Regions from separate parts of the Homo sapiens genome. Here regions 1, 2, 3, 5 and 6 are each linked to region 4. The links are chromatin loops, found by intact Hi-C in ENCODE. Cell type or tissue: heart right ventricle. All regions are shown on one strand. Region 1 overlaps LINC00639 (long intergenic non-protein coding RNA 639). Region 2 has its middle 11 kb from the start of SSTR1. Region 3 has its middle 88 kb from the start of SEC23A-AS1. Region 4 holds the start of LINC00517 (long intergenic non-protein coding RNA 517). Region 5 holds the start of LOC105370457 (a long non-coding RNA gene). Region 6 holds the start of SSTR1 (somatostatin receptor 1).

Region 1 (5,000 bases), 960 kb before region 4:
GACATTAGCTATTGCAAAGTTATTAACCTACCCTCTCTACTTGTACTGTTCAGGCTGACCTAACCCCCACATTCATCTGAAATATTCAGGTAATGAGGTTAGAGTTGAAAAAACCTGAATTATGAGGACAATGACTTAGCTTTGTATTTCCATATACGGAACCTATGGTTTCACAGGTGAACAATTTACGTGATGGATTAGTGACAGCCTGGACCTTTGCTGAATTACCAGCCTGGGAGCCTCTGGTTTGTAAATGGTTTTATACTAGCTTGTGGAATGCATTTTGTGCTACTGTGGACTTGAAAGAATGAATATATTTTTCCAACAGGCTTGCTGGCTACCAGGAAGTAGACGAAATTGATCTTAAACAACAAAGGGATTAATCTAAAAGGTCAGAGATGAATTTATGTGTGGAATGTTCAGGAATAATAACAGGGAATAGTTTAGGGGAAAAGCACAATTCATTATTAAGGAGACATTAGCTTCCCAAGGAAGAGAACTATGATTTAAAGTAATAAAATACTAAATTAACTAGGAATATACAAGTTTACAATTTGTATTTTTACAAATTTTTACAAAATTTATAATTGGTGAATCAAGGAATGATATCTGAGATTTTCTTTTCTCAGCCACCAATGGCACACACACAGTCAAATAAAGCAATGTGGGAAAGCTCACACCAACATAGCAAGAAAAAAAAATCACATTCTTTGGGGTGACAAAATGTGCAACAGCTTTTGGCTAGCTGTTTCGATTTAACAGAATTTGGTGAAAGGAAGTTTGAGCTGCTAGGAAAATCTACTTTTCTTCTTGAAAAGCTGATTTTTTTTTCCCCATGAGAAATCTCAAAGTGAAAATTGCTGCTTTCACACTACTCTCTACAGAAATATTAATAAATGCCATTCTGTTAGGTATTAATTAAAACAGTACTTGTTCAATTCTATTTTATCACATATTGTGAAGAGTTGAGATAAAGCTCTCACGCTGTCTTTTTGGATCTGTTAATCTTTTTATTGTACATATAAAAGTATACAGACAAATTGGATTCTCTAGGGGTTGTTACATTCATTCATTCACTCAGTATTTATTTATCGAACAGTAGGTACTGGGAATATTATTTTGTGAGACAGTCTGTTTCCTTGGGAACTCATAGTTTAAAGAGGAAAAGCAGACATGGTAAACAGAAAATTGTAATACAGTGTTAGAGCTCTGCCTGAAGTAGGAACAAGGAAATTGGAAACGATGATCAGGGAAGGGAAACTTACATCTTCAGGGAGGTAGTGCTTCAGGGGAGGCTGAAGTGTTGAGAATCAAGCTAGACCTTTAAGGTTAAAAGATTTTGCTGGAAGAAAAAATGGTCTGGACATTCTAGGCAGAGTAAAACACTGGAAGCATAAAATGTCTGATGGGTTAAATGCTGTGACAGGCTGCCTTTCCCCATCTTGTGGAATTGCTTCTTGAAGGGTGCATAATTTAAAGAAACCTTTAAATTCTGGAATGGGCTTGGTTATGGAAGAAAGCAGCAAGATTTGTCTGATTATCAGGAGCCACCTGGGAGAGTAAATTTTCACTGGGCACAACAAGTAGGCATATAACAAATATTTGTTGCTTTGATGTTGTTGAATTTTATTTGTCCAAATAGAATGAAGAAACACAGCACAGGATGATGCCCAGGAAGTAAGGGCCAGGCATTCGTGGAGGGTTTGGGCCCTTAATAGTTTGTGAAAGAGATTATCAGGACCACATCTCTAAAAGAGAAGCAATTCAAACGCCAAACATCCTAGTGTTTACCAGCAGGAGATTTAGTTTGTACTGCAAGGGAGTGTGGACTTACCCCCAAAGCAAATACACAATTGTGTGTATTTTACTCTGCTGAATGCTCTTGAAATCAATTTCTAACCCATAAAACAGAAGTTTCCCAAACCAAATCCACTATAAAATTCATCTCTGTGGAGAGGCCATAGCTGTTACAGGAGGGCAGGATGGTAGATCAGGAGGCTTTTCTGTTTAAATATTTAAATAGATTTCTATTTGAACAGCTAAATGAAACCAAACTCACTCTCTTATCTCAATAATTAAAAAGAAAATTGCTGAGCTTTCTTTGCCAAGTGTTCATGCCATTTCCCCCCTTTCTTGAGCTTTCTCAGGGTATTCTAAGTGCCTATGATTTGGTTTCTTTTTGGAGTAACTCAAGCAGTCTTTCACAAGCCGTATTTCTGGGACTATGGCAGACCGACTTCATTGGCTTCTTAACGAAGAACAGCCTGGCTTAATGATTAATTTCTAGGTAAATGGGGCTGAACCAAGCCTCACAGGACCTGTCTTGGAGGGGCTGGCTAAACAGTGGCTCCCTGAGAGGACAAGCACATTTCTTCCTGTAATCGACAACTATAGATTTATTTTTCTTAGTGATGTTAAGCATCAGAAGGTACTTCTTTTACTTGCACTAAGCAGGATAGTTTTAATTTTGCCTTTAGGCCTTATCTATTACTGTTTCCCCTGGCAACGTTATCTATAAACTTTTCTCTCTTCATTTTTTTTAATTTCCAAGTAGTTCATGATTATTTCAGAAAAATTAGAAAATACAGAAGATAACAAAAATTAAATTAAAAGCAGCTAAAAATCTTGTCATTTACTAGCATCCTGAGACATTATTCCTAACCTTTCCTCCTTCAGATATGTGCATATAGAACATGTATTTACAAAATTAGAAACACACCGTGTGTGTGTGTGTGTATTGATCTGTTGTGCTAATGTCTTATATTTCTTTGATACAATTATGTGGTCTTAGCAAGACTGGTATAAAGCCATTTCAAATTATGAAACAATAAAAATGATACGAATTTTCTAAGCAACTCAGGGCTCCATATAAAATACACATAAAGACATTTACCAGCCTTTATTTCCTATTTGGTACCCTGCCTATGTTTCACAGACTATAAAATGAAAATTAATATTCTACACTACTGTCCTTCTATAAATAGCTATGGCCATGTGGTTAGCTGCTGCCCAGCATGGTGGGGGGATTAGAACCACCATCTAAACAAAGGCCTGCCTTGCACTGATGTGCTTGTTGAAAAGTACGCCAGCAGAGGGCAGTGTACTTCCAGGACACAACTCAACGCTGCCATGGGCTGTGGAACAATCGGTGGAAAGACTTTTAACACTGCTCTAAATACAAACCAACACACAATTTTACTAGAATATTATTAGTCTGTTTGTGACATGTTTTAAGAATTTGAAGTTCTGACACTAGATTATGGAAACTATATAGCAAAAGTGAAAATGTATTCATTTAATAAGCTTATATTGGCCACCTACAAATGCCATGCTGTAGTAATATAAATATTGAAGACAAAAATCCTTGCCACAGATCAGCAGGAGATAAAAGCATGCAGTAAATGTTTCCAAAATGCAATGATAACACTCATGCTAGCTGAATAAATTCTGTCTAGAGGAACTCAGAAAAGGCCCCACAGAGGAGTTTTGTATGAACTGAGTCTGAAGAATAGCAGGAATTCACTAGGCAGGTGGGATCGGGGATGCAGGGAATTCCTACAGGGAGGAAGGTAGAAAGGCGCAAAGGTGTTATTTAAATGTTGAGCAGGGTAGGTGATTTTGTTTTTTATTACCCTAAAATGTAAGCCTTGATTTCCAGAACAGAGCCCCAGAACAAAACAAAACAATAGTGAGAAAGATGATATTTGCCAGTAGATTTTATGCTATTGTTTAGAACAAGTGTCTGAAATATAATAAATCCATTATATGCTAAAAGCACCAGCATCAAAAATATTTATCTCCACTCACCTTCAGGTAATCACCAAATTCTGACTTGTCTTTTGGTGGACTTGATTAGTTAGCCAGTATTTACACATACATATATGCTGATTTTACAGGAAAGGGGAGATGAAAATGTGTTCATTCAGCATCTCTTCATTGTTCCTACTACAGGTGGGCACTTGTTACAAGTGGTGCTTTCATTAGTGATATGTTCTTTTGGCCTGCCTATTCTGTATTGCTCATGTGTTGGTTCAGATTCCCTGATAGGCCATAAATGCTTATTTATCTGGATGAGGGCCTGTTTTTCCTTTGTGTTTTCCCACAGTGCCAGGCAATATAATGTGCATACACAGCACAGCCGTAAATGTTGACTGACTTTATCTATAAGGCCCACACTGACTTCTCACAAAGAAGGAAATGATACTAGAGGAAAGGAGGACGACGGAGATGATGTGGAGAGGCTATAATTAACTTTTCACATGACAGGGCAATCCACATGCTGAGAGGAATTCTCTCTGGCATAAGACAGTGTAGAATTTTGTACGGAACTATACCTTCCATGTTTCCAGCTGCTCACACCTCTTGCTTAATTAACAAATGTTTGTATAGAGTGGTCAAGACACTCGATATACTAGGAGACCTAATTGTTATGATTACTTTACATTAACATCCTCTCTGCAGCTGCTTTAAGTCTGCATTTTGGAAAGTATTCACAGAAGCTACTCAAAGGAGCTAGAGTGGTTTGTTTATGGCATTTTACTTATACAATGTTCATTTGTCTTTTTATTTTCTTCCTTACTTGTCTGTATTAGGAAGTAGCTGTTAACTAACCATAACCAAAGTGACCATATTCTCTTTTGACAAGTTTTTTCCTAATCAGATAATCACCTGCTGCGTATTTTTAAGTAAACTCTAGAGGATCTTCCTAAACAAGGCAGGAAACCAAGAAACTCTAAAATGAAAGAGTACTGAATTAGGATAAAACCAAATTGTTATTGCAAATAACCTCCCCTCTCCATGTGGCTCAAAGGACACAAAAGCTTATTTTTCTCTCATGAAACATTTCAGAGGTGAGCATTCCAGGTGGTTGCTGACCACTGGTGGGGGCCTTGTGGTCGTTCAGGAACTCAGGCTCTTTATAGTTGACAAGTCTCAGTGTGCTAGTTAACAATTTATTGCCTTTAAGCTCCACTTGCGCTCTTTCATATGTTCTGTGATAA
Region 2 (5,000 bases), 290 kb before region 4:
CAGTTCTCAGAGTGCTGTGCATTTTTCTTCCCACAAAAGATGGAAAGTGGGTGCTTACCCCATCTGTAAACTGTGGAGGCTTCTATAAGACCACTTAAAGAGCTTGGTAGTATCCCTGAACATTTGACAAGACACAGAGACTGATGTCTGATTCTTACCTGGAAAACTTAAAGGTGAAGAAGCGGCCCAGTGGGAATTGCTTCAGGTGGTAGAGTGAAGAGAAAAGGCTATGGAGGGGGGTGCAAAACGCTGGTTCCCACTGAAAGTGGAGCAGAGGCGGTGTTTCTCAGGCACTGGCATGGACAGTATGGCAGGCAGGCAGGTGGGAGCCCCGTGATGGGCCTGCTCTCCACCCCAGGATGAGAGGACGCTCAGCGGGAAGTTCGTGAAGCACAACAATCAACAATCAGTAGCTGAGTGGGGAATGCAGCCAGCTGGCCAAGGATATTGGGCACGCCATCCAAGGGCACAATGGGTGGTCTCCAGCAACAGAGTGGGCGATGCTGAAGAACCCACTGAAGAATTTCAAAGGAGAAAGAAGCACTCACAGAGGGCACAATGCATGATTATAACTGCACCGCTCAAGGAAGAAGTTGGCTGTCCCCAAATGATTTTCCCTCTCCCCTGCAGGAACCAAAGACAGAGAAAGGGGTGAGGGAGGTAGAGTAAAAAAATACTGCAAAGACATGATAAAGAATTAACCGCTTCCCTCTTCCCTACTACAGGATCCAAGCATAGGTCATGCTGGAGCTGGTATAGGGACAAAGAGATTTAAGTTCAATGAGAAATGAAAGTTTCAATTTAAAAAGGATTTTTAAAATAATGTCTGAAAATAAGACTGTTAATGTCTGAAAGTGAACAAAAAAAGCTGTGGGATCTGTGTGTACTAAGTACTTTCCATTTACGGTTTCAGCATATTTAACCCTTCCAACTACACTATGAGGAAGCTTCTATTTACTACTCTCATTTTGCAGATGAAGAAACCAAGGCACAGAGAGGTTAAATAACTGGCTCAAAGTCACACAGTCAGAGCTCGAATTTGACTCTAACAATCTACCCTAAGGCCTGTGTTCTTAAACATCATGCCACACTGCTGTGGTCTTATCTCTTACTAAACTCGATTCAATTAAAGTGTGGTTTTGAGACCACGAAATTACATAAATAGCAAATTTAAGTCATTTTTATGTTTTATGCATTCCTCAATGAATCCAATAATTGCCTCAGTCTTCTCCTCTATTCATGTTGCCTAATTATTTAAAAGTAACTAGACCTCATCAGAAATTTGGAGTGACATGTTTTGAAAGAATTTAACCTTAAAAAATGTTATTATAAAAGTATTAAGATTGATGAGCCATTGGTATTTTGGTACCAAAGAAAATGCATTTTCTGTTAACAACTGACCACCATTTCCCAGTTCTAAACATGTGACGATCAGTACTGCAGGCAGCTTTGTGCTGTCTTCTGTATGAGTATTTCTCTGTAGTTTTTTCCTACACCATTCCTGTGGTCTTGTCATGCCTCATCTTTGCCCCACCTCAGGAAAATGGATATCCAAGTGGTGGGTCAGCAGAGCCGCTAGGTAGAGGATAAATGAGCAATAGCTGCTTTGAAGTGATTTGTATTGATGCCACAAAATCCCAGCCAAAATGTATTCCCAGGAAAGGAAGAGGGATTGCTGCTGGAACAAAATCAATTAAAATAAAATTTCCCCTTCCCTAGAGCAAGTGTGTGCCCATTTCAACTGGTTTAGGGACTTTGCACTTGGACTTTTGTTGATTTGACTAACAGTTTTAACAGATGAGAATACACAGATGGCAGATTCACTCATGTGGGGGATCATTCTTTCCTAATTGAAACATTATGCCTCTCTTCACTAAACAATTAAGTAAGAAATTACCATGTTTAGTCCATTAAAATGCCTTAACTTAATAGAGGATAATGACACACAAGAAAAACTTGTAAAACTCAATATTCACACTTGCACATAAGACTAGAGTAAACCAAAACTATTCTACTTTAGTTTTAGAATTTTTTTGATGGCAAGCTTTTAAATGAAATTGCATTTTTTCCCCTCTGAACTTTGAGATTAATAGGTCTTATTTTTCACACATATGAAATTTTTAGCATTTTTTTTTTTTTTTTGAAAATTCTATTCAGTTTTACTTGTGAAAACACATGCTCTGAAAATCCACTAGGGGGAGATTTTAACATTGAGAACTTTGATAGGGAAAGTTTCAGATTTTATACAGTTGTATGTCAGTTGACAGCTGGAAAAACTTAAATTTTGAACTAAGCCTTGATTATAAGGTTTACATCTTGATAAAGCTACCCAAGATATTCCAGCTATATTAAAACCTGGACTGAGTGGCTAGGGAGAACTGATGAAATATTACTCAGGCTTGTCAGAGAATGCATGTGGAGGCTGTGTGTTTGGGGAAGGAGGGGGATTTGGGTGTGAACAGGATGAGACCTTGTGTCTCTAGGGGTTGAACCAGATGAAAGAGTAATCTCTGGCCATTGCCACTGTGTATACTGTTAGTAATTTCTGGTTTCCACTGATGCATAAAAGCTTGATTTGGTTCCTTGGGGAGGCTGAGTCTTAGAATACCACTGAAATTCTCTGTAACATGATGAAAGAAATGAAAAATATATATAAGGGATATTTTTTAGATGACTTGCCTTATTTGAGGAGGCATGGCACTTTTGCAGAAATCTTCAGATAACCACCACCACTGTGGTCCAAGCAATAACAACTTGATGTCATCGAAATTCCAATAAAATTTAAAATAGATAATCTCTATAAAGCATCCTGTGATAGGATTTGACATGTGATGTCTTTTCCAAAGCTTGACTAACATGTTAACAAGGGAAGGTTTTTTTCTACTGTCAGCAAAACACCTGTAGTTTTGTAGAGTCTTTTCCCCTAAAACTGAGAAATAGGATAAAAGAGTCATTGGTGCTGATTCTAGCGCAACCACTCCCCTTTCAGCAACTTACTATTTTGAGAGGTGATTTTCTACATACAAATGATGTTGTCCTTTCTGCCAATAAGTGAATTTTTTCATCCTCTTGGGTCATATACTTATATCATTTTCCCCATATTGTATAGCATCCTTTAACATATTATGTAAGGATGTTTTTTTAATGCGCGTCCGTGTGAAGAGACCACCAAACAGGCTTTGTGTGAGCAATAAAGCTGTTAATCACCTGGGTGCAGGCAGGCTGAGTCCGAAAAGAGAGTCAGCGAAGGGAGATAAGGGTGGGGCCATTTTATAGGATTTGGGTAGGTAAAGGAAAATTATAGTCAATGGGGGTTTGTTCTCTGGCGGGCAGGAGTGGCGGTCGCAAGGTGCTCAGTGGGGGTGCTTTTTGAGCCAGGATGAGCCAGGAAAAGGACTTTCACAAGGTAATGTCATCACTTAAGGCAAGGACCAGCCATTTACACTTCTTTTGTGGTGGAATGTCATCAGTTAAGGTGGGGCAGGGCATATTCACTTCTTTTGTGATTCTTCAATTACTTCAGGCCATCTGGACGTATACGTGCAAGTCACAGGGGATGCGATGGCTTGGCTTGGGCTCAGAGGCCTGACATTCCTGCCTTCTTATATTAATAAGAAAAATAAAACAAAATAGCATTGAAGTGTTGGGGCGGCAAAAATTTTTGGGGGGGTGGTATGGAGAGAGAATGGGCGATGTTTCTCAGGGCTGCTTCAAGCGGGATTAGGGGCGGCGTGGGAACCTAGAGTGGGAGAGATTAAGGTGAAGGGAGGTATTGTGGTAAGGGGTGATATTGTGGGGATGTTATAAGAAACATTTGTCATATAGAATGATTGGTGATGGCCTGGATACGGTTTTGGATGAATTGGGAAACTAAATGGAATAACAGAAGGAGAAAAACAGGTATAAAAGGTCTAAGAATTGGGACGACTCAGGATATCTGATTAGAGAGTGCCTAAGGAGATTCGGCATAGTCCTGCCAGCAAAGATTATTTATTTATTTCAAGAGTTAAGAGTGGCAGTTTGGGGATAACACCAGGAGATATCAGCTGTGATGGCTTGGAAAAACAGTGTAAACCGGCAGTGTAAACAAGAGCAGGGCATGTATGAGTAGTTGAGAACGGTGAATAGGAGTATGACTAGACAGAAGATAGCAGGGATGACAAGTTTTTTGGGGGCACAGTCTAAGTTGGTCTGGTGTCTGGAATGAGACTGGGGCCTAATAAAAAGGAGTGTCTATACAGGAGCTTAAATGGGCTGTACCCTGTAGCATTCCGAGGACAGGCCTGGATTCTGAGAAGGGAAAGTGGTAAAAGTATTGTCCAGTCCTTTTTAAGTTGGTGGCTGAGCTTGGTGAGGTGTGTTTTTAAAAGACCTTTAGTCCATTCTACTTTTCTTGAAGACGGAGGACCGTAAGGGATATAAAGGTTTCACTGAATACCAAGAGCCTGAAAAACTGCTTGGCTCATTTGACTAATAAAGGCTCGTCTGTTATCAGACTGTATTGAGGTGGGAAGGCTAAACTGAGGAATTATGTCTGACAGAAGGGAAGAAATGACTGCGGTGGCCTTCTCAGACCCTGTAGGAAAGGCCTCTACCTATCCAGTGAAAGTATCTACCTAGACTAAGAGGTATTTTAGTTATCTGACTCAGGGCATGTTGAGTAAAGCTAATTTGCCAGTCCTGGGTGGGGCAAATCCTCAAGCTTGATGTGTAGGGAAGGGAGGGGGCCTGAATAATCCCTGAGGAGTAGAATAGCAGATGGAACACTGAGAAGTTATTTCCTTGAGGATAGAATTCCACGATGGAAAGGAAATGAGAGGTTCTAAGAGGCGGGCTAGTGGCTTGTACTATAGCATAACCTGCCTTTGCTGGTTTGTGGCGATTAGGCCATCAATAAATCCAGCGTGATCAGGGTGAGGAACAGGAAAGAAGGAAATTTGGGGAAATGGTGTGAATGTCAGGTGGATCAGAGAGATACAGTCATGGGGGTCAGGTGTGGT
Region 3 (5,000 bases), 1.1 Mb before region 4:
TACCGGGGGGTGCCTCCCAGTTAGGCTGCTTGGGGGTCAAGGACCCACTTGAGGAGGCAGTCTGCCCGTTCTCAGATCTCCAGCCACGTGCTGGGAGAAAACCACTACTCTCTTCAAAGCTGTCAGACAGGGACATTTAAGTCTGCAGAGGTTACTGCTGTCTTTTTGTTTGTCTGTGCCCTGCCCCCAGAGGTGGAGCCTACAGAGGCAGGCAGGCCTCCTTGAGCTGTGGTGGGCTCCACCCAGTTGGAGCTTCCCGGCTGCTTTGTTTACCTAATCAAGCCTGGGCAATGGCAGGTGCCCCTCCCCCAGCCTCACTGCCGCCTTGCAGTTTGATCTCAGACTGCTGTACTAGCAATCAGCGCGACTCCGTGGGCCTAGGATCCTCCGAGCCAGGTGCGGGGTATAATCTCCTTGTGTGTCGTTTTTTAAGCCCGTTGGAAAAGCGCAGTATTAGCGTGGGAGTGACCCGATTTTCCAGGTGCGGTCTGTCACCCCTTTCTTTGACTAGGAAAGGGAACTCCCTGACCCCTTGCACTTCCCGAGCGAGGCGATGCCTCGCCTTGCTTCGGCTCGCGCAAGGTGCGCTGCACCCACTGTCCTGCGCCCACTGTCTGGCACCCCCTAGTGAGATGAACCTGGTACCTCAGATGGAAATGCAGAAATCACCCATCTTCTGTCTTCTGCGTCGCTCACGCTGGGAGCTGTAGACCAGAGCTGTTCCTATTCAGCCATCTTGGCTCTACCCCTGTATAACCGGTAATCCATCTTATAGCTCACTTGGAATTTGCTATCTGTTATCTTGGCATCTTAGTCCAAGCCACTTGTTATACATTTATCCACAAGAAAAGTATAAATGATACACACATGGAGAATTCCATTGTCATTCTCTGGTTCTTCTCTCAGGGATACTTGCTCATCAGTATGTCTTGGGAATGGTTCTGTTCTCTGATGTGTTCTTCTCCCAGCACATGAAGAGTTTCTCCTAGGCCCCACCCACTCAATGCTTGCCCCACTGTGTTGGCTCTGGGATATACACTTCTTACCTAGACGTTTATTTTTACTCACAGGATTTACTAAACCTTAGGAGCTGAGCCAGGAATGGTGGTGCATGCCTGTTGTCTCAGCTACTTGGGAGGCTGAGGTGGGAGATCGATTTAACCCATGTGTTTAAAACCGAACGGAGCTATGATCATGCCACTGCACTCCAGCCTAGGCAGCAGAGTGACAGCCCGTGAAGAAAGAGAGAGAGAGAGAGAGAGTGAGAGACAGAGAGAGACAGAGAGAGAGAGACCTTAAGAGCTGAATCCTTATCAACGGATTCTAATGAAAGGCCATGCTTTTCTCCAAAATGCTGGATGAGGCCATCTGTCTACTATTCTTGTTAATAAAAATAATGAGATGCTGCTACAGCTTTCTGCAGTGTTGTGTGTTCGTGTTCTTTCTGCCTGCTGTGTCCACTCTGCAGTGTGGGGATTTTTTTGTGGGCTGTAGCCACAGGAAGGGTGTTCTAGTGAAGAAATGCCCTACTTGCCTGGAGTCTGAGCCAAACATGGACACTCCTTTGCACAACTTTATAACATCTTGCATAACATCAGTAGGTATTTTTTGGCAGTTGTGGCTAAAAAAATAGCTCAGGGATATTATCATTCAATAATGTTATATGCAGTAGTATGTAGGTTACATACCTGCTGATAGACTAGGGATAAATATGACTTATGGAGCAGTACCTTGTACTAAAAATAGCACTTGCTCATGATTGTAGAAAGTTAGAACTAACCTACCACTCAGATATCTGCGGGGAGAGAAGCATACAGGATTTAATCAATTATCTTCCCAAAACACTCCCTGGAAAGAAAATTGTAATTTCATTTAAAATAATCAATGAAATATTTTTCCATGTGTTAGATGACTTATATACATTAGCGTGTATTCTCCCTTATTTCTGAATCTTGTGATTTAAAAAAATTAATATTACAATTTTATTTCTAGCCAAGTGTTCTTTACTATTAAATTTTAGAAGGGTTGTGAAAATTTGTGTTGGGAGTCACAAATTATTCTGCGCTTTTTTGTTCTATTGGGAGATATTACATTTCTCTCTATTATTTTCACTTTGTACTTATTTGTAGGGTTGCTGAAATAGCTTTTGAACTGAGTGAACATTTTAAATTCACTCTGTTTTTTAATATTATTAAAGCTTCTTTGAGCAAATAAGAGAATGACGAAAGAAAGAAATTCGAGAGGGATAAACTAAAAAGAAAGAGGAAAGCTTTTCATATCTGAAAGTGCTAAGGATAACTAAACTTCAATCAAGAGACAAATGTAGTTTGAAGGCACTGACACTTCATCACCGCAGGGAGGCAGTAGCTCCTTCTGTAATAGGAAACTCAAGGCTTTTAGTATCTTTCTCCACTTTAAATTCTGAACTTTTCTATTAATAATTCTTTATGTGATTTTTTTCTATCAACACCCAAGCTTTAGTCCTTGATTTTAAAAGGTAATCCTTGCTCATGTCTGAAATAATTGGACCCCAAAAGTAAAACATAGTTTGCCGAAAGGGTACAAAATTGAAAAATGACTTCAGCTGCACACCATGCATGAAAGACTTTCAAAGTCTGAGTTCCCATAAAAAATTATAAATAAATGAAATTCTTTATATGCTCTGTAAGTCAACTGTTTTAAAAGCAGCAATTATGGATTCTATAGCACAACAAGAAAGGTTGGGTGGGATTTTGAGGTCACCTCATCCTAGCATCTTCACATGTGACCACATTTTTAACCTATTTCTTGCAGAATATTTAATATTTTGGCCACATTTTCATTTTGGTCACAACCTAAGTATAGATTTAAAAGTGCAGTAATACTTTTGATCCAGCAAAAGCACTAGACCCATAGTCAGGGGAATTTATGTCAGAAAGTGATATCTAGTGGAAGATTCTAAAATGTTAAAAATTCTCTCCTACTCAGTTTCCATGCTTGAGTGAATTACTTATCTGAGTGGGGGGCTTCTTCTGTGGGGATAAACAGCTTGGTAAACGTTAGAAATAGTGGTGTCTCAGATATTTCTAAGTATCTATGTCTGAGTATTTGCTATTTCCAGTAGAGGTAATGCAGCAGAGTTTAGATTCAGACATTTTCTTTTTAAAATATAATCAAATATATTTTCATCTAGTGAAGAAGGAAAAACAGATATGTTCCATATCTTTTAGGGGACAAGACTCCACTGATGTTGACTTTAAGCACAAATGCAAACAGCAGAGGAATGGCAGGGTGAAATGTATAGGAGCACAGACTCTGGAACACTGTACAGATTCAAAGCCCAGCTTTGCCATTTCCCAGTCGAATTACACTGGACACATTTCTTAACTTCTCTGGGCCTCTTTCTTCAGCTGCAAGATGGGGAAAATCATAGGCACCTACTTCATAGAGTTGTATGAAGATTAAACAATTGAGTACCTATAATATATTTAGAACACTGCTTGGCGCTTAATATATGCCCTGTAAGTGCTGGCTGTCATTCAAATGAGAGGCATTACTCTCCAACTCTTCATTGTCTATCAGGTACTCCACATTATTATTATTATTTTTGCAGAGACAAGGTCTCACTTTGTTGCCCAGGCTGGTCTTGACTCCTGGGCTCAAGTGATCCTCCTGCTTTGGCCTCCTAAAGCACTGGGATTACAGGTGTGAGCCACCATGCCTGACCCTGGTACCCTACATCCACATTATTATCTACATTTTACATACCAGGAAACTAAGGCTCAAAGACCTGTGACAGGTTGCACAACTGGTAAGTAGTGATACCCACAGATTGCACTGTACAGATTGTATACAAATATATCATCACGTGCATTAATAACATCTTTATTACTAATATGTCTTTACTGATAATGTCTAATAATGTTTTTATTACTACCTGGCAACATGAATTGAGTGCTCATCCTGCACCAAGCATGGTTCTATGTGCGAAGGATAACCCATAAGATAGGTGCCGTTATTATTGCCATTTTGTCAATGAGGAAACTAAGGCACAGATTGTTTAAAAAACTTGCTCAAGGTCACACAGCGCTTACTGGCAGACTTGAGATGTAAACCCAAGTGGTTTTCTCTAGAATCTGTGCCCCTCTTCTGCCCCTTTCCTGAGAGTGATCAAACCCTTGTGGAGCTTTCATGTGGTCCTAAGATCAAGGAAGAGGCGTTTGGTCATCACTGGCTTTTGGCTGGAAGGCAATTCCATTTGGCTTTTGGCCATCAGCCTTTTCCTCACTATCTGTTACTTCTGTATCTTGTGGGCTGTTTCTCTTGGGGGTGCTCCAGGAGAGGCCAGCCATGACCCCCTGCTGGCTAGGTTCCACATCTGCTCACAGTGGCCCGGTGGTCTTCCAAAACTCATCTGGTCTACCCTCTGGCCGCTGGCTGTGTGCTGTACACAGCCACTCAATTGGGTTAAGCTCAGTGTTTTGTCTTGTAATTTTCAGACACCTTCTGGACCCTTCACTAAGGGTTTTGAAACCTCTTGAAGCTCTTCCCAGCTCCCCAGCCATACTCTGGTACATGTGAGTGAGGGTGAGCAGGTGTTCTCTTGGGCCATCTCCCTGCTACTATCTACTTATATAGCTGTCTGTTGGTGGAATAGAACTCCAGTCAGGAAGAAAAATACAAGCTCCTTTTCACTGGAGATTTTCACACTTACCTGGAATCTCTACTATTTATCTCCTCCACCAGGCATTTTGATATTAGGTTGAGGCACAAGGCCTCAGACATGTCCCAAATCTCCCTCTTTTACTATTAACCGTCTCCTACTTTCCTCTCTCTCTCTTCCAAAGCTCCTGATTTCTTTTTTTTTCTTTTGTCTTTTTTTTTTTTGAGACAGAGTCTTGCTCTGTCACCCAGGCTGGAGTGCAGTGGCACGATCTCAGCTCACTGCAACCCCTGCCTCCCGGGTTCAAGTGATTCTCATACCTCAGCCTCTCGGGTAGCTGGGATTACAGGCATGCACC
Region 4 (5,000 bases):
CCGCGACCCACCCCAAATGGGAAAGGAACTTATACCTGTCTCACAGTCCAATTCAGAGAAAACTCCTCACTAACTTCTTTGCAAAATCCTCTCTGAGGAGCCCAGAAGCTTGAAACACCTTCTTGGTTCCATTTGCCTTGTAAACCTGCCTCTCACTCTTCCTATCTGGCATACTGGTACTCAAACACTGAGGCACAAAAAGCGCCCCAAGCTAATAGTTTACATGCATTCTATAGATTTTCTCCAGGTTCTGACTAGGGAAAAGGAATAGCTTTCAACACATTAGAAAGTGATCGTGGGGCAGTATGGGGAAGACTTTTCTAAATTCTAGCAGTTAGTTAAGATAGGACACAGCAAAAGGGATGGGTGGTTACCTTTTCCCACTATTTCCTTGTTGGTAATACGTAGATCAAGGTTCCTGATCAACCACATGACAGTTAGAAGCAATTCCCCAAGATGTTGCTAAGTCAAAAAAGTATTTTTACATTTTCCATGACACTATGCCTCTGCAACTCCATGTACTTTTGTGAGTATCTTAATGCAAAGGTTAGAGGGTGAATCAGATGTCACTGGTTGGTCATCACCACACATTAGAAATCTTTGTATGTGTTTTAGATTTTGTAAGGTTGTTTTAAGTTATTTTTAGTAGAATCTTTAATGTGGAAGAGCATTAAAAGAAGATGAAAATACATCAAAAGTATGCATAAATTTTGGTCTGTCCTGGGTAATTTGATCAAACAAAATGTATAGCTGCTCTAATTTCTATAAATGATTTCCTATAACTTTAAAAATTAAAATAATAGCCAGTTGACTCAATACTGCACCAGAATTTTGGGGATAGGTTTCAATGAGTATAGGCAGCTAGTTCTGGATGGAGTGTTTGGGACTATCAGGATTTGTAGAATCTCTGCTTGCTGGGACAGCTTACCAACCTTTGGAGGGGATTTTTCTGAGGGTTGTAACTGAAATAGCCCATTTCCATTCGAGCGCTAAGTAGGGTGGCAAACAAGCTTACCAGTAATAATCACAAAGACCAATAGTGATAGAAAAAAGTAAGTCTAATCTTCATCTCTCTTTAATAGACTGAGTTACTAAAGAATGAGTTTGAACTCCAATAAGTCTGATCTTCATCTCTCTTTAATAGACTGAGTTACTAAAGAGTGAGTTCAAACTCCAATAAGTCTGATCTTCATCTCTCTTTAATAGACTGAGTTACTAAAGAGTGAGTTCAAACTCCAATCTCCTTAATTTTTACCTTGATAGACTTTCTGTTCTCCCCTTTCAGTATTGTCGGTACCACATTATTTTTATCACCAATATGATGGATAAAGGGAACACTTTTCCTGACTTGAATACAGACAGGGTATATATCATGTTTCTAACTGTGTTCTTACTTGTGCAGAAGAGCAGGGCTAAAAAGCTAGAAGCCCAAAAGAGAGTTGCTAACACTTTGATGACCTGTTTACTTTCTCATGTCATCAATTATCATGGACAGTAAATCAATTGTTCTGATTGGTTTCCTACAGCACGGCATAGAATGCATTTCTTTATATATTTAGATACTGTCATTGATCATTACTCTTTAATTAGTATTGTATGGCCAGTCTCCAGCACCCAGTAAATTAGCAATGCTTCGAAAGTCAACTAGAATTCAATCTTCCTCTGTCTGTTGTTTTAAATTATTAATTCACTTACTTAACTAACATCACTAACATTTACTAACCTTTAAGCACTGTTCTAGGCTTTGTGGTCATTACATCATAATCATTCATCATCACTTTCATGATAAAATAGGAACGAATATTGTTTGAGCTAGTGTTTTACTAAATGCTGCATAAAAAGCACAATAAAATGGCATAGAGATCTACACTGGGAGGCTGAGGCTGGTGAAATGCTTAAGCCCAGGAGTTCTAGACCAGCCTGGGCAACATAATGAAACCCCATCTCTACCAACAAAATAAAAATAAAAAAAAATAAGTTGCCAGGTGTGGTGGCGCACACCTGTAGTCCCAGCTACTTGGGAGCCTGAGGCACGAGAATCACTTGAACCTGGCAGGTGGAGATTGCAGTGAGCTGAGATCACGCCACTGCACTCCAACCTGGGGGACAGAGTACGACCCTGCCTCAAAAAAAAAAAAAAAAAAAAAAGGTAAAGAAAAGGCATACAGACCTAAAAGTAGGGATAAGTGCTTCCATTTGAAAATACTAAGAAAGTTTTCATAGAGGACTAAGAGAACTTAGTATCCAAGCTTCTTTGTAAAAGTAAGTAGGTTTTAAACAGATAACATTGGAGGGTGAAGGAAGAATATTCCTAATAAATGAGATAGCATGGAAAAGTATACAAATATCCAAACAGTGACAAACAGCACAATATGACTAAGGTGTGTGGTGTACTTAAAGACAGATTTCTTCTTTATCAAAAGAAACAGTTTCGGAAATGTAGATTTGAAATAAGTCAGAGATTGCTCAGAATGACAACCTAAAAGACTTGGATTTTCCTTAGCAATCTTTCCAGTAAATAAAATAAACTTCGACATTTTATTTACTTAAAAAATTCCAACTGAAGATTTGCCAGTTTTTTCTGTCTGAATTTCTTATCTAAAGCAAAAAATTCAAAATCTACATATTTAATGTGTTACAGTATCAATCAGGTGATTTTTAAAAATAAATTGAAATTATTTTACTTTATTGCTTACATTATGTGTTAGACAGCGACACCTCATGGTAAAATATTATTTTACAGCCAAGTGTATGATCGAGGAAGAACACAGACGAAAGCCCGCGAATGGCGTCAGAAGAGTTTTCTCAGCATAGAGATTGCCCAGGATTATAGCAAGGGGTGTGATGGACTTAGCTAAGGGCAGTAAAAGAGATGGCAGGAGATTGGGAGGGACCCAACATTTCCTGAGGGAATTACTAAGTTCCAACACAGCATCAGTATTCGGAACTCTCCATGCCCATGTTCCCTGCATCTGCCAGACAATGACAAGCTCAAAATATTTCTAAGAGTAGCGTAAGAGTGAAAAATGCACATCTAGAATTTGGTTCCTGCAGGTCCCTGGGTATTAATGCATGCATACCAACAAGATAAACTCCAAATGTCTAAATGTTTGGACACCACCCATAAATGATGAAAATTTATAAGAACTGTCTTACATATATTCTTGAAGTCTTTCAAAAAACAGAGGTAATATGGCACAGTGTTATAAAAACACTTTCATTCCCATGAGGCTACTGTTCTGGTCACCACCAGTTCAAAGGCCACTGCATCATCTGTCTACAGATGGTCGTGGCTTTGTGCTAGAGGTATCTTCTCTTTTGATTACATCTTGAGAATAGAGTAGGTAATAATCCGGGCTAGGATAGTGGGGACAAACTGATTCTATTGACAAGGTTGAGTCTCTCTCATGCTCACACAACAACTCCAATAATGTTCAAAGCATACATTCTCTTGCCCACCAACCATCTACAATTGGCAAACTCAGAAAGAAAATGTTCAGTTGTTTCAATGAAAAGGGAACTTATTTCTCATTTAGGCTCTAGCTGTGTTTAATATGAAGACCTGTCTTCACTCTACATGACTGGAACTCCAACCTTTAGTGCAATGTATCTTGGACTTGAGGAGAAAACATGAAAGTCAATGCAAAACATCTCTGTCATTTAGTCTTCCACTCACATTTTCAAGTACTACTAGTACTAATAACCCTGTTTGCTTACATGATTCTAACTGGGTACATTTCACTTCAACTTTTAGCTCAGCATTGTAATTTTAGCTCTTCTTCGTGGATCAGACCACATAACAACTCCGAATCATGTTTTTATTATGACAAAAGTTTGTGGATAAAATTCACTTTGCTAAATGACATTAATTTAACACGATGTATTGAATATCTGCTATGTGCCCATTACAGAACTAGGTTCAAGGCAAAGGCCAACAGAAAATAAGCATACTTAGTTTCCAACATCAAATGTGTGTTTTTCCTCTACATTTGCATCCAAAGAAAATACTCTTATGCACATCAGGTTTAATCTCTTAGCTTGACTTACGCTAAATTTATATTATATAGAGACTAAAATATGCTTTCAAAATTTTCAATTTCTATTCTTGTCTGTTTTGTAATCTCCCAAGAACATCTGGAAGCTGGGGAAAACATCAGAGCAAGTGAAGAATGTTCAAATATACAGGGACCATCCAGAGACATGTGGCCTGCACGTTGATGAGCAATGTGAACTGAATTACTGTTGTATCTGGAGGAATTCCATAAAAGAGAGTAATCAGTCTATTTGGATCCCAACTGCCTTTTCCTGTCCCCAAAGGGCGGGAACTAGTGTGGGTGGAAAAACCCAATGCATCCCAAGGCAGTCCTGCCTTCTAAAGCGCCCGCCAGGACAGGCTCCTGGTGGGTTGTAAGGAGAACGGCAGGAAGAAGTGCTCCCAGGAAGCTGCCTAGCCACCGCCACCACCACAGGGTTCCATCCAACTGGTAGGAAACATGCCCTCTTGGCAAGACATATCCTAAAGAGACTGATTCTCCTTCTGTCTCTCCTGTTTTCTCCACTTCTAGCAGAACAATGTTCCCAGTGAGAATCATGAAAAGATAGTGATGTCTTTTTCTCCATAAGTTTGTTTATTTCCTTTAGCATGAATCCAAGCCCAGTTTAATTCTCTAAAACCACAGCTGGTCAACATCCCTCATAAAATTAAATAATAAACAGCTATATGAAGTGCATACTGCATGACTGTCACACATCTACAAGAACTTTTCAAACTTTCTTGGCCACTTTGTGGTGTGTGAAATATCTATAAGCAACAGATAGTGTAATATTTTCTGAACTCAATCTGAAGTTTTCTGTTATTTGATTGATGATTTTAGACCATTCATATCTTACATGAAAAGAGATGCACATGCCTTGCCATTTCATCTGATTTTAGGTTTACTATTCCTTATTCTTTATTGTTATTTCCTCTTTTCTATTTTCTTACGTTGGCTGACTTGGTC
Region 5 (5,000 bases), 970 kb before region 4:
AAAAAAAATTTGCTTTATTTGTTTATTTAATTTTCATGATCAGAATGGCCTATAGTGTCCCGGGCATGTGTTAGAATAGTGTTTTATCCTTTGATTCATTTATCCTGTTAGTTTTCCAGATAAGATTACTGGGTCTGTGTGCACCAAGGGGATGCTCCTCAAATTATGCTGGCTAAATTGAGGAATCATACAGTTCTGTTGTTTCATCTATAGCAGAGATCAACATACTTACTGAAAAGGACCAAAAAGTAAATATGTTAAGCTTTGTGGGCTACAAGGTCTTTATCTGTCACCCTATTCACCTCCACCATTGCAGTAGAAAGCAACCCTAGACAATGTGTAGGTGAATTGGTGTGGCTGTTTTTCAATAAAACTTTACAAACTCAAGTGGCAGGCTAGATTTGGCCCATGAATTGTTTCTCTGCTCTATAGCAGCCCTGAGAAAATGACCATGGGACTAGCCATCCTGGTGGCACACATGCCTCTGGGAAGAGAGAATTTTCAGCATAAAATCCCAAAAGGTTCATAGCAGCTGAAAAAAGCAGGTCTGCTTAGGGGCTCCTTTAAGAACAGGCAATGTTGAGAAGAGGGAGGTATATCAGAACCTTGAGGAGAAGCTGAGCACTGGCAGAGAGGAGGAAGTACAAGGGGCAGAAGCTGTAGTGCTGACTGATGCTCAGTCAGAGTCAAAGTGGGTGATTTGGGGAGGGTAACAACATGGCCAGCAACAACTCCAACGGATAGGAGAGGTGCAGCGGAGTTCGTGGTGGCTTGAGTGATGTCTCAGCAACATATTCTGGAACACAGTGGCATTGAGCACACTGGGCTGTGGTCCATCCAGACCTGAGTGATTCTGGGACCTCAGGCAACAACCTGCTGTAATGCAGGAGTTTAAGACACTGCTGAGCAGACTTCCAGAGAGCCCTGTGGGAAAAACCTGGGAAGGTGTATGCATTTGTATGCATGTGTGTGCATGAGGATGAGGTGGGAGAAAAGAGGAGAATCAGTAGGGTATTTTTTGCTATCAGATTGCTGGTCTGATCATTGTTGAGACAACTCCTGTACCCACAGGGATGGGTAAGGGCATGGCATGAGGTCCTGGGTTGCATGACAATTATATAAGCAGCAGGTTGATTTTTCTTTACATCCACTTCCCAACATTCACCTACCCTGAGATGTCAATTTGTTTCTGTCTTGTCTTTTTTTTAAATTTGTGATTCAAGAAGAATTCTATGAAACAGAAATTCTAGAATATGTTCTGAAATAAAGGGATGTCACAATCAAAGTTTTCTAAGCAAAGACACTTCCCTTCAAAAGAACTCAATTGCTGACTATAAGATGCTGAATTATTTTAGGTTGGTAGCTGAAGCCATATCTTGCAGTTTTTCTATTGAAGGAAGTGCTTTGTTTAGAAAAATGACTTGGTAAGCAGTTGGGAGTAGATTGGCTGGATTGAAAAAGAAGAAGGAATCAAATAAATAGTCAATCTGATATGCATTGAAAGTAAATACTGTATAGTTTGAGAGAGGAGAAAAGCCAAGAAGAGTAGAGAAGAGAGGGAAGGGAGTAAGAAGGAGAGAGATTAGGCAATCTGTCAGTACTCTGGAATAAATGGACAATGGTGGCCAATCAGAGGTTTCTGGTGGAGAGGAGGAGAGGATTTTTAAGAATGGAGATATCTAATCTTCGGTTCTAAGGTGTTTGAATTGCTATGACGTAATGCTCCTTGCCTCTCCAAGCCCTTGGGAAAGTCTGATATTTTTATGAAAACTTGTTTGGTGCTCTTGTGGGAAATAAAGAGCAGTTAAGGATATGTGGTAAACTTCACATTTACCCTACAGCTGATGCCAAGAAGAAGAGGAATGTCATGTGAAAAGGAACAGGAGTTCAGGAGTTCCAGATGAAAACAAGATATAAAATGAATGGCAGTCCTTAGGGAAATTGAGGGTGGCCCAGATAAGAATGAAGTTGGCTCTGGGCCCCTTTTGATAGAATAAACCAGAGGGTGGTGAATATGTGACACACGGGTCATGTTCCTCTTATGGATTCATGAGGATTGTTCAAAAACTCTGAGAAGTCTGGAGTTAAAACAGCAATGACAACAGTGAAAACCTTAATTCTGTTTAATCTAGCATTTTCCAAACTTATTTTACCATGTATCTCTTTTTTAAAACTTAGTAACACTGAGTGTTCTTAGGAATATTCTTTGCCTTTAAACTATTAATATTTTTATAGTTGTGATCAAACCCTTCATTTATAAATAATCTCTAAGATACACTTTAGTAGAGGGTTTTGAAATGTGCTAATTCTTTTGAATGCCAGCTCTAAGAAGCCGAGACTTTAGAATTGAAAGGCAACATGAGGATCTTCTTATAGGGCACAGGCAGGGCTTGGCATGGATTAGGTATGGACGGTGGAGAAAGAACAGAATCAGATGATGCTCAGATTGCAGCCTGGAGCTACTGGGTGGATGGTGGAGCATTTCCAGGGAGAGGGAGCATGAGAAAGGGCAAGTCTGAGCAGGCATGGCCTTCAGGGGTCAGCTCTGACTTGGTTTTTTTTTGTTTTTTTTTTTTTTTTTTTTGAGACGGAGTCTCACTGTGTCGCCCAGGCTGGAGTGCAGTGGCGCGATCTCTGCTCACTGCAAGCTCCGCCTCCTGGGTTCACGCCATTCTCCTGCCTCAGCCTTCTGCCTTCTGAGTAGCTGGGACTACAGGCTCCTGCCACCACACCTGGCTAATTTTTTGTATTTTTAGTAGAGACGGGGTTTCACCGTGTTAGCCAGGATGGTCTCGATCTCCTGACCTCGTGATCCTCTTGCCTCGGCCTCCCAAAGTGCTGGGATTACAGGCTTGAGCCACCGCGCCCGGCCCTGACTTGGTTTTGAACGTGAGGCTTTGAGATGTCTGTAAGATCTCCATGTTGGGATATCAAGTAGTTACAAAGAATACATGAGTCTGAAACTAAGAGGAGAGAAATGAGCTGTTAATTTGGCAGGTAGGTACTCTTTGAGGCCTGCGAGAGGGTGAGTTTGCCTGGTGAGAGAGCTGAGAGAGAAAAATAGAAGAGGACTTAGTGTTGAACTGTAAGGGAATGTGACATTTAGAGATTGCATAGATGAAGAAGAACCAGCAAAGGAGTCCTTAAGATATCAGAAGACAAAGAAAATATGAGAAAACCCAAGAGAAGAGGGTGTATCAAGAAGGAACGAGGGCCACTGGGACAAGAGCTGCTGAGAAGTCAAATGAAAAGGACGAAAAGATAAATGATATTATCTAGTTTTGTGCTAAATTAAGCAGTGTGGCAAATGCTTGAATAAATGTGATTCTCATAAAAATCGTGGGAAGAAGTCATTATTTTATGGACAAGGAAACATACTCAGACAAATGAAGAAATTCAAACTGAAGCCTCTAGGCTATCCTGCCTTCCAAAAATTCCTATTTCAATGCCAGTGTTTGCATTTCGTATGGCTGATTAGCAAGTCCTGATAATTCACATTGTAGAGAATAATGATTCTTAACTTTACATTTTTAGCTTACTATGGCTACATTTTGACTTTAGTATTTTCTGATGGAGGGTGGGACGGGATAAGATACTTCCTACAAATATTTTTGGAAGAAGACCAATGAAATTGTAACTGTTGTTAAAAGGAGGCTATAAAATTTAAACACAGGCAACTCCATCCTTCATTAACACAGAAAAATTATGGTATGTCATAATTCATTCTGAAGTTTATTACCACAAATATTGAATAGAGTATGTTATGACATTATATTGACATCCTACTTCCACCGATAACCCAGGTGCTAGAAAATTTATGCAATGCTGACAGTTAAGCCACAACTCTTGGTATAATTCTCAGAAAATGTTGAAAACGGAAAAAAGCAACTTGATGTAGTTGAATATTTGAGCGAGGAGGAGCTCTTTCACATAGCCACAGTATTCTAGAGTGTTTAAAATCTGAGTTAAAAAATGAGTGTGATCTCTAAATATTTTCCTTAGGATGTGCTAAGATATTGCAGTATAGATAGTTCTAGGATGGCCAGGTTGACTAGTGTCAGGTGCAACTTCTCAGTTTTGTTGTAGGTGGGCTGTAAAGTAAACTATCACCAGCTAGTTATTCCGGTGGATGCAGCACCATTTGAGTCTACCGTGAATTGTTCAGTTATTTCTCAGATGAGTATATTTGGCTGCTAGACAGTGGATTTTTATAGAATCATTTAAGATCCTACTACCCAGCAGGCTGAATACCAGGCTATCATTTTTTTTAAATAACAAAAACCTTTTGTGAAAATTCCAGGGAAGGAATACAGACAAAATGAAATCCTAGCTCTATAGCTGCTATACTAGGATCAATTGTTTTAAAATAGCACAAACTGGCACATAGTGGAAGCTCAATAAATGCAGTACTAATGCTGCAGATATTAGGGAGGGCATTAAGTTACATTTTAGGTGATCATTCATCTTCCACCTTCCTACAAAAATCTCCTGATTTGAGCCATGCTGCTTATAGCTCCAAGATGCTACTGTGCCATTCTGGGGAAAGTTGTGTAGTGTAGTGTTGGGAGCAAGAATTCTGGAGCCAGACTGCCTGGGCTTAAATCCCTAGTCCTTCTAGTATAGCTGTGTGACTTTAGGCAAGTTGCTTCATCTTTCTGTGTCTCAGTTTCTTCATCTGTAAAATGAGGATGATGAAAATAATAGTTTCTATCTCATAGGGTTGTTAGAGGTGTTATGCTTGGCATCTAATAAATAAAGCCCTGAGAAACATACAGTTGGTATGCACAATCAGTAGCTTGGAGTTCATTTATCTCAATGCCAATATCTATACCTTCACTCTGCTCCCAGAACTCACTTTCATGCTCACACCTTGGATCTGGTCACCACTAGGAACTAGGAACTCATCTATTTCTGAACTACTGCTTTTTGTCTTTAACAGTTGTCTCACTTTCTAAGTTTCATCCTCTTTGGTCTTTGAATTTGTGAAGACTTCTAGTTCC
Region 6 (5,000 bases), 310 kb before region 4:
AGCAGAGAAAAGGAAAGCAGAGACACATTTTCCAACACGACAAATAAATTAATAAATATATATGTTAAACAAGAAAATAACTTCTTAGGCACCGCTTGAAAGGCAGCAACCCTCTAGAGACCAGGCAGGCCCCACTCGGGAGCCTGCAGGTTGCGGCGACACCGCCAACACTGGCGGACTCTGAAGACGTCGCCCTAGGTCCCCCGCCCCTGGCGCCCGGTCTTTTGAGATACACTGGAGCAGGAAACCTTATCTATTGTTACTTTTAGGTCGGCTCCTCCGGAAACTTGGGTGAGGGAGAAAGCCAAGGCGGGCTGCAGCCCTGCAACCGAACCCCGAACCCCGAACCCCGGGGAAGGTGTGCCCTGCACTACCCTGCCCTGCCTAACGCAGACGCGCGGCCCGGGAGCGCCCAGCGCTTGGTCTTTGAAAACGCGCAGTAGGAGGGTGATTCCTATTACGCGCCCACACTCCGACCCCGCAATCTTATAAAAACTCCTCATTCGGCTTGTTCTCAGCTCCTTCTTTGCTCCAAAGGAGGGCTTGGGTGGGAACTCCAGAAAGCCTGGAGTTCGAAGCGCGGGACCTATTTTACTAAGCACCTGGCTCTACTCTGGGTGGAGTGAGAGTGGTGGTGGCGGGCGGGCGGCGAGAGGGGGACAGGGGAGGGCAGGGAAAGATGCACCTTCACCCAAGAGTAGGAGAAAAGACCAGCTGCTTAGATCTTTCTCAAGTCCAACTTTCCTTAAGGTAGGGCTGCGCAAAGGGAGAGCGGTCATTCCCGGGACTCCAGTAGGGGCACCAGACAGAACCTGGACAGCGGCCCCGCGCGGCTAGGGACTAACGCCGAGGGAAACCCGTGGCGGTATCCGTGGCTCAGCTTAAACAAACAGAAATAACGACTGGAGGGGCTGAGGATCAGAATGAGTTGTTAATGAGTTCGTGATCTGCACTGGCGGGACGGTGCGGAAGAAAGGATAGAAGTTGCAGGGTAGGGAAAATAGAAGGAGGGTCAGAGGAGTAAGCGCAGTGGAGGAAGGAACAGAAAGTGGGAGACCCAGAAAAAGGTAGCCTGAAAGCCTTCCCAGTTTATAAGCAAAGCTCTCACTTCTACCATTGTCGCGCGCCTTTCTTGGGTTCCTCCATCAAAGGCTGTCAGTGTCCTAGCCCCACGTTATCCCGACAGCACCCTGGCGCCCTGGATACCGTCCCTTTCGCACCCGGCCTTCCCTTCTCATTCTCCCCCTCTTTTGGCTCAGGGCCCCTGCGTGGCCCGGGCTCAGAGCCCCTGCGTGGCCCGGGCTCAGAGCGTCGTGATCCGGGACGTGCAGGTGCCATTACGGAAGACGCCGCCGGACTCCAGGTTCTCAGGTTGGAAGTCTTCCACACTGTAGGCACGGCTCTTGAGCGCGGTGGCGTAATAGTCAACCGGCTCCTCCGCGGCGTTGTCCATCCAGCTGAGGCATAGGATGCGTTGGAAAGAGCGCTTGAAGTTGTCTGAGAGAAAGCCATAGAGGATGGGGTTGGCGCAGCTGTTGGCATAGCCGAGGATGACCGACAGCTGACTCACCGTGGCGTCGTCCTGCTCAGCAAACACGTTGACCAGCTGCACCACGTAGAAAGGCATCCAGCAGATGACAAACACCATCACCACCATCATCACCATTAAGGTGATCTTGCGCTCCGAGCGCTTGCGCTGCTGCCAGCCGGCCTTGAGGGCCACCATGCGCATCTTAGCAATGATGAGCACGTAGCACAGGCAGATAGCCCCCACGGGCAGCAGGAAGCCCATGAGAAATGTGTACAACACGAAGCCCACCAGCCAGCGTTGAGCGGGCTCTGGCATGAGCATGTTGCAAGCCACCGTGCCGTCGCTGTTGGCCGCGGTGCGAGAGAAGACCACGATGGGCAGGATGACGAGCAGCGATAGCACCCACACGCCCAGGTTTACTACCTTGGCCACGGTGGGCCGGCGGTAGCGGGCCGCCTTGATGGGATGCACCACGGCCACGTAGCGGTCCACGCTGAGCACAGTCAGACAGTAGATGCTGGTGAACATGTTGACCGCGTCCACGCTGAGCACGAGGCGGCAGAGCAGCGCACCGAAGGGCCAGTGGCGCAACAACGTGGAGGTGACTAGGAAGGGCACGCTGAGCATGAGCAGCTCATCAGCAATGGCCAGATTTAGGATGTAGATGTTGGTGGCCGTCTTCATCTTGGCATAGCGCAGGATCACGTAGATGACCATAGAGTTCCCACACAGCCCCACCAGGCACACCACGGAGTAGATGAAAGAGATCAGGATGGCGCTGCCCTGGCCCTCGCTCAAGGTCCCGTTCTGGGACGCATTTCGCCCTGGCTCCTCCATGCCGTCCGCAGCGCCGGCCCCGGGGCCCCTGCTGCCGCCGCCTTCGCCGCAGCTGCCCGGGCTGGGGCTAGGAGAGGAGGAAGGAGAGGAGGCGGTGCCATTGGGGAACATCCCAGCTGAGGGGGGCCAGTGGGGCTGCCAGGGCTGGGGCTTTCTCCTCGCGCACCCGCCGCCTGCGCCCTCCCTCCCCACCCGACCGCTTGCCTGCAGCCCACAGCCGCCCAGCGCCTCCGGGTAGAGCGCAACCGCTGCGGGGAGCGCGGCTCCTACCGGCGCCGGCGGGGCGCACAGCCCAGCGGTTGCCTGGGCTCTGCAGTTTGCAGCTCCGGGGTGCCCGGGCACAGGCGACCGTGGAGAGGAGAGGCCAGGATGTGGGAGCACCGCACGGCACAGCCATTAACTGGCGCGGCTCTGGACTGGTAAATGATTAATAGGCACCACCAGCGCGTCAGCAGCTACGAAAAAAGGGGGTGGGGTGGAGAAAGGGAGGAGAGCACATAGGTGGCTTGTCCCCCCCGCCCCCCATTTTTTTCCTTCCCAGTCCTGCACTCTGCTCAACTTTAGTGGCTCCTTCCGGGGTTCCCTCGCAGCACCATCTGCCTCTTGCTCTCAGAGGAACCAAGAGAGTTCCTCGGCCTTACTGGAGGGCGGGTGGGAACCAAAGGTATAGATTCTGTCTCATTCCACTCCTCTCCTACCCAAAGCAAAGACTCAAACGGATCCATGAACATGGATGTCTGGAGTTCATCTCAGTTTCCCTCCATTGCTGCCCTTTTCTCTGGAGACCCCAGCTTCTCTCCCGTCCCGCAGTCCAGAACCCTAAATTCCCTCTTCCCACCCTCGCTTGCCTTGCAGCTCAGACCCGCCAGGGAAGTTCCGGGCCCTCCTTACCCAAAGTGCGCAACCTCCAGACTGAGACGTAGATGGTCGGTGCAAAGTGCATGTGCGGTCTGTTAGCAGGTTGACGATCTTCGCGCAGACCAACTCCCTTCTTTGCGCCTGGCCCCAGCACAGGTGCCCACGCAATTACTCTTAGAATCGCGGAAACTGGCCCTAAGCTGCGAGCGTTATGAGAAGAAAGGACAACCACCGTGCGTTAGGGGCTTCTGCGCTATAACACAGCAGGCAGCTTAGGCTATTGGGAGTGTTCAGGGACCTGAGTGAACCATTCGCAAATCTCTTAATAAAGCTCGTAGCGCTCAGAGCCCCCCGTGTCTCCCACAGGAATATCGACTGCAGAAACGAGGACGCGCAGCTGGGAGCTCTGGAGGAGCTTGAGACTCCCTCCAGAAACGTGCCAGGCGCGGTGTTGGGAATCCACCTAGGTGTTCACTCGGGAAAGATAAGGCTGCGCCGCTTGGAAGGGCTCCACCCGCGTCCCTGCTGTACTTTGTACCCTGGAGAGTTGGCGGGTTCTGGCAGACGAGAGTTTAAAGGCTTGGGCGGGCGGGGACGCCAGCTCTTCTAAATCCAGGTGAGGAGCTGCCGCCGTGCGATGACCAGACCTGTCACCAACCCCAGGAACGGCAGGGCGACATTCGAGTTTTTCCGGGAAGAGCTAGGATGTCAGCTCTTTCTGAGGCTTGATTTGTGAGCTGGCTCTGGGTCACGTGCCCAAACCATTAGGAGATATCAATGTAGGCAAGCCTGAAGCTCACTGACTTCATTTAAGAATCAAAACGGTTTTCCCGTAAGAAAGAATGTATGTTCCGTTATCAGGATTTTAAACGAACCCTGGGACTTACCACCATTCTTACTCTAGGGTCTCTTTGGCTTTCCAACTGTTCCTGTGGAAGGAAGAATCACACTCCATGCAACTTCCCTGTTCCTTTTCATAAACGTTGCTTTGCTCGGTAAGATCCCTGCAAGCCTTTATTTGAAACTAGCCTGTTCACAGGAAGAGTGACCCGCAGCAGCTTAGTGCTCTGCCTCCTTCAAGCTTTGCTGTCTCCAGTTTTTCCTTAGTTTCTCCTTCTCCTCAACCAGGCTGTGCCCGCTGTACTGTAAGTCTCAGTTTTCCTCCTCTCAGTAGAGTTTACTCCAAGGAGAGGCTAAACTCCTCATGGAGGCTATCTGTACCGGTCCAGAATGAAGAAATGGATGCAGAAATTAAAAACAAAAAAGTATATTTCCTAATGCCCTGTTGCTTTATCCAGGTAATCACTTACATATACTGCATGTGTTTTAGTTCCCAAAACTAATTGTCTTGAACAGGAAAGAATAACTTCTGTAGTGTGTTGATGATAGCAATCAAAGACTAAAATAAATGACAGACTTTCATAGGAATGTGTGCAATTATTAATGAGGAATGTGCTAGGATGGAATTTGAAATTTCATACGGCTGAAACTGTTTTAACCCATTATTTTACCTGAACAAATTGCCTTCTTTAAAGTGGAATGTACAATTGGTGTTTAGTTATATTTATTTTTCCTTTACAAATACAGCACATATGGAGAGAAAATAAATGTTCATTAAGTTAAAAGAAAAGAGAGTGGGTATTGTCCCAGAATCCCAGAAGAGCATTTTACTAGCCAAGCCTCATATAATGCCTTAGATGCCTCTGCCAATCACTGACTAAAGACACCTGACTATCTGTACCTCTGGGAGCTTGGATTTCAACAGTCATTATTT

Evidence for each region. A loop is a pair of places that touch in the nucleus more often than their neighbours do. Peaks named below come from ENCODE experiments on the same cell type or tissue, not always from the same donor. Only the 100,000 strongest peaks of a DNase experiment are listed, where the experiment ranks them.
Region 1: it touches region 4 in a loop (9-fold over the local background); 57 of 110 quality-filtered maps call a loop at or near these places.
Region 2: it touches region 4 in a loop (7-fold over the local background); 32 of 110 quality-filtered maps call a loop at or near these places.
Region 3: a loop joins it to region 4, with 8 times the contacts of the local background. A loop is called at or near these places in 40 of 110 quality-filtered maps.
Region 5: a loop joins it to region 4, with 8 times the contacts of the local background. A loop is called at or near these places in 56 of 110 quality-filtered maps.
Region 6: it touches region 4 in a loop (3-fold over the local background); 31 of 110 quality-filtered maps call a loop at or near these places.

The regions. Positions count from the first base shown.
Region 1 is chr14:38,865,840-38,870,839 of GRCh38, reverse strand. The region is part of intron 2 of LINC00639 (long intergenic non-protein coding RNA 639); the gene reads left to right. Among named protein-coding and RNA genes, the nearest start is that of LINC00639, 49 kb to the left of the region's middle. In heart right ventricle, CTCF peaks have their summits at 2,888 and 3,092 (motif pointing right); a DNase peak (open chromatin) is centred at 3,089; H3K27ac peaks cover 844 bases.
Region 2 is chr14:38,194,670-38,199,669 of GRCh38, reverse strand. No RefSeq gene overlaps it. Among named protein-coding and RNA genes, the nearest start is that of SSTR1, 11 kb to the left of the region's middle. RefSeq lists enhancers at 1-342, 343-843, 3,018-4,006. In heart right ventricle, a CTCF peak has its summit at 2,190 (motif pointing right); no DNase peak of the experiment used is centred here.
Region 3 is chr14:39,012,921-39,017,920 of GRCh38, reverse strand. No RefSeq gene overlaps it. Among named protein-coding and RNA genes, the nearest start is that of SEC23A-AS1, 88 kb to the left of the region's middle. RefSeq lists enhancers at 1-508, 509-1,019. In heart right ventricle, a CTCF peak has its summit at 2,352; no DNase peak of the experiment used is centred here.
Region 4 is chr14:37,901,500-37,906,499 of GRCh38, reverse strand. LINC00517 (long intergenic non-protein coding RNA 517) reads left to right here and starts at 4,376. Exons shown (of 2, transcript NR_135286.1): 1 at 4,376-4,484. In heart right ventricle, CTCF peaks have their summits at 2,487 and 2,705; a DNase peak (open chromatin) is centred at 4,349; H3K4me3 peaks cover 506 bases; H3K27ac peaks cover 1,422 bases.
Region 5 is chr14:38,874,911-38,879,910 of GRCh38, reverse strand. All of the region lies in intron 2 of LINC00639 (long intergenic non-protein coding RNA 639), which reads left to right. LOC105370457 (a long non-coding RNA gene) reads right to left here and starts at 1,181. Exons shown (of 5, transcript NR_135256.1): 1 at 1,170-1,181. In heart right ventricle, no CTCF peak of the experiment used is centred here; no DNase peak of the experiment used is centred here; H3K27ac peaks cover 2,827 bases.
Region 6 is chr14:38,206,869-38,211,868 of GRCh38, reverse strand. It overlaps SSTR1 (somatostatin receptor 1), which reads right to left and starts at 3,965. Exons shown (of 3, transcript NM_001049.3): 1 at 3,765-3,965; 2 at 3,260-3,426; 3 at 1-2,823. The coding sequence starts at 2,479. The coding sequence ends at 1,304. It overlaps LOC124903303 (a long non-coding RNA gene), which reads left to right and starts at 2,582. Exons shown (of 2, transcript XR_007064117.1): 1 at 2,582-2,787; 2 at 3,593-4,654. RefSeq lists enhancers at 1,112-1,814, 1,815-2,518, 3,502-4,163. In heart right ventricle, CTCF peaks have their summits at 812 and 2,653; no DNase peak of the experiment used is centred here; H3K4me3 peaks cover 4,349 bases; H3K27me3 peaks cover 4,898 bases.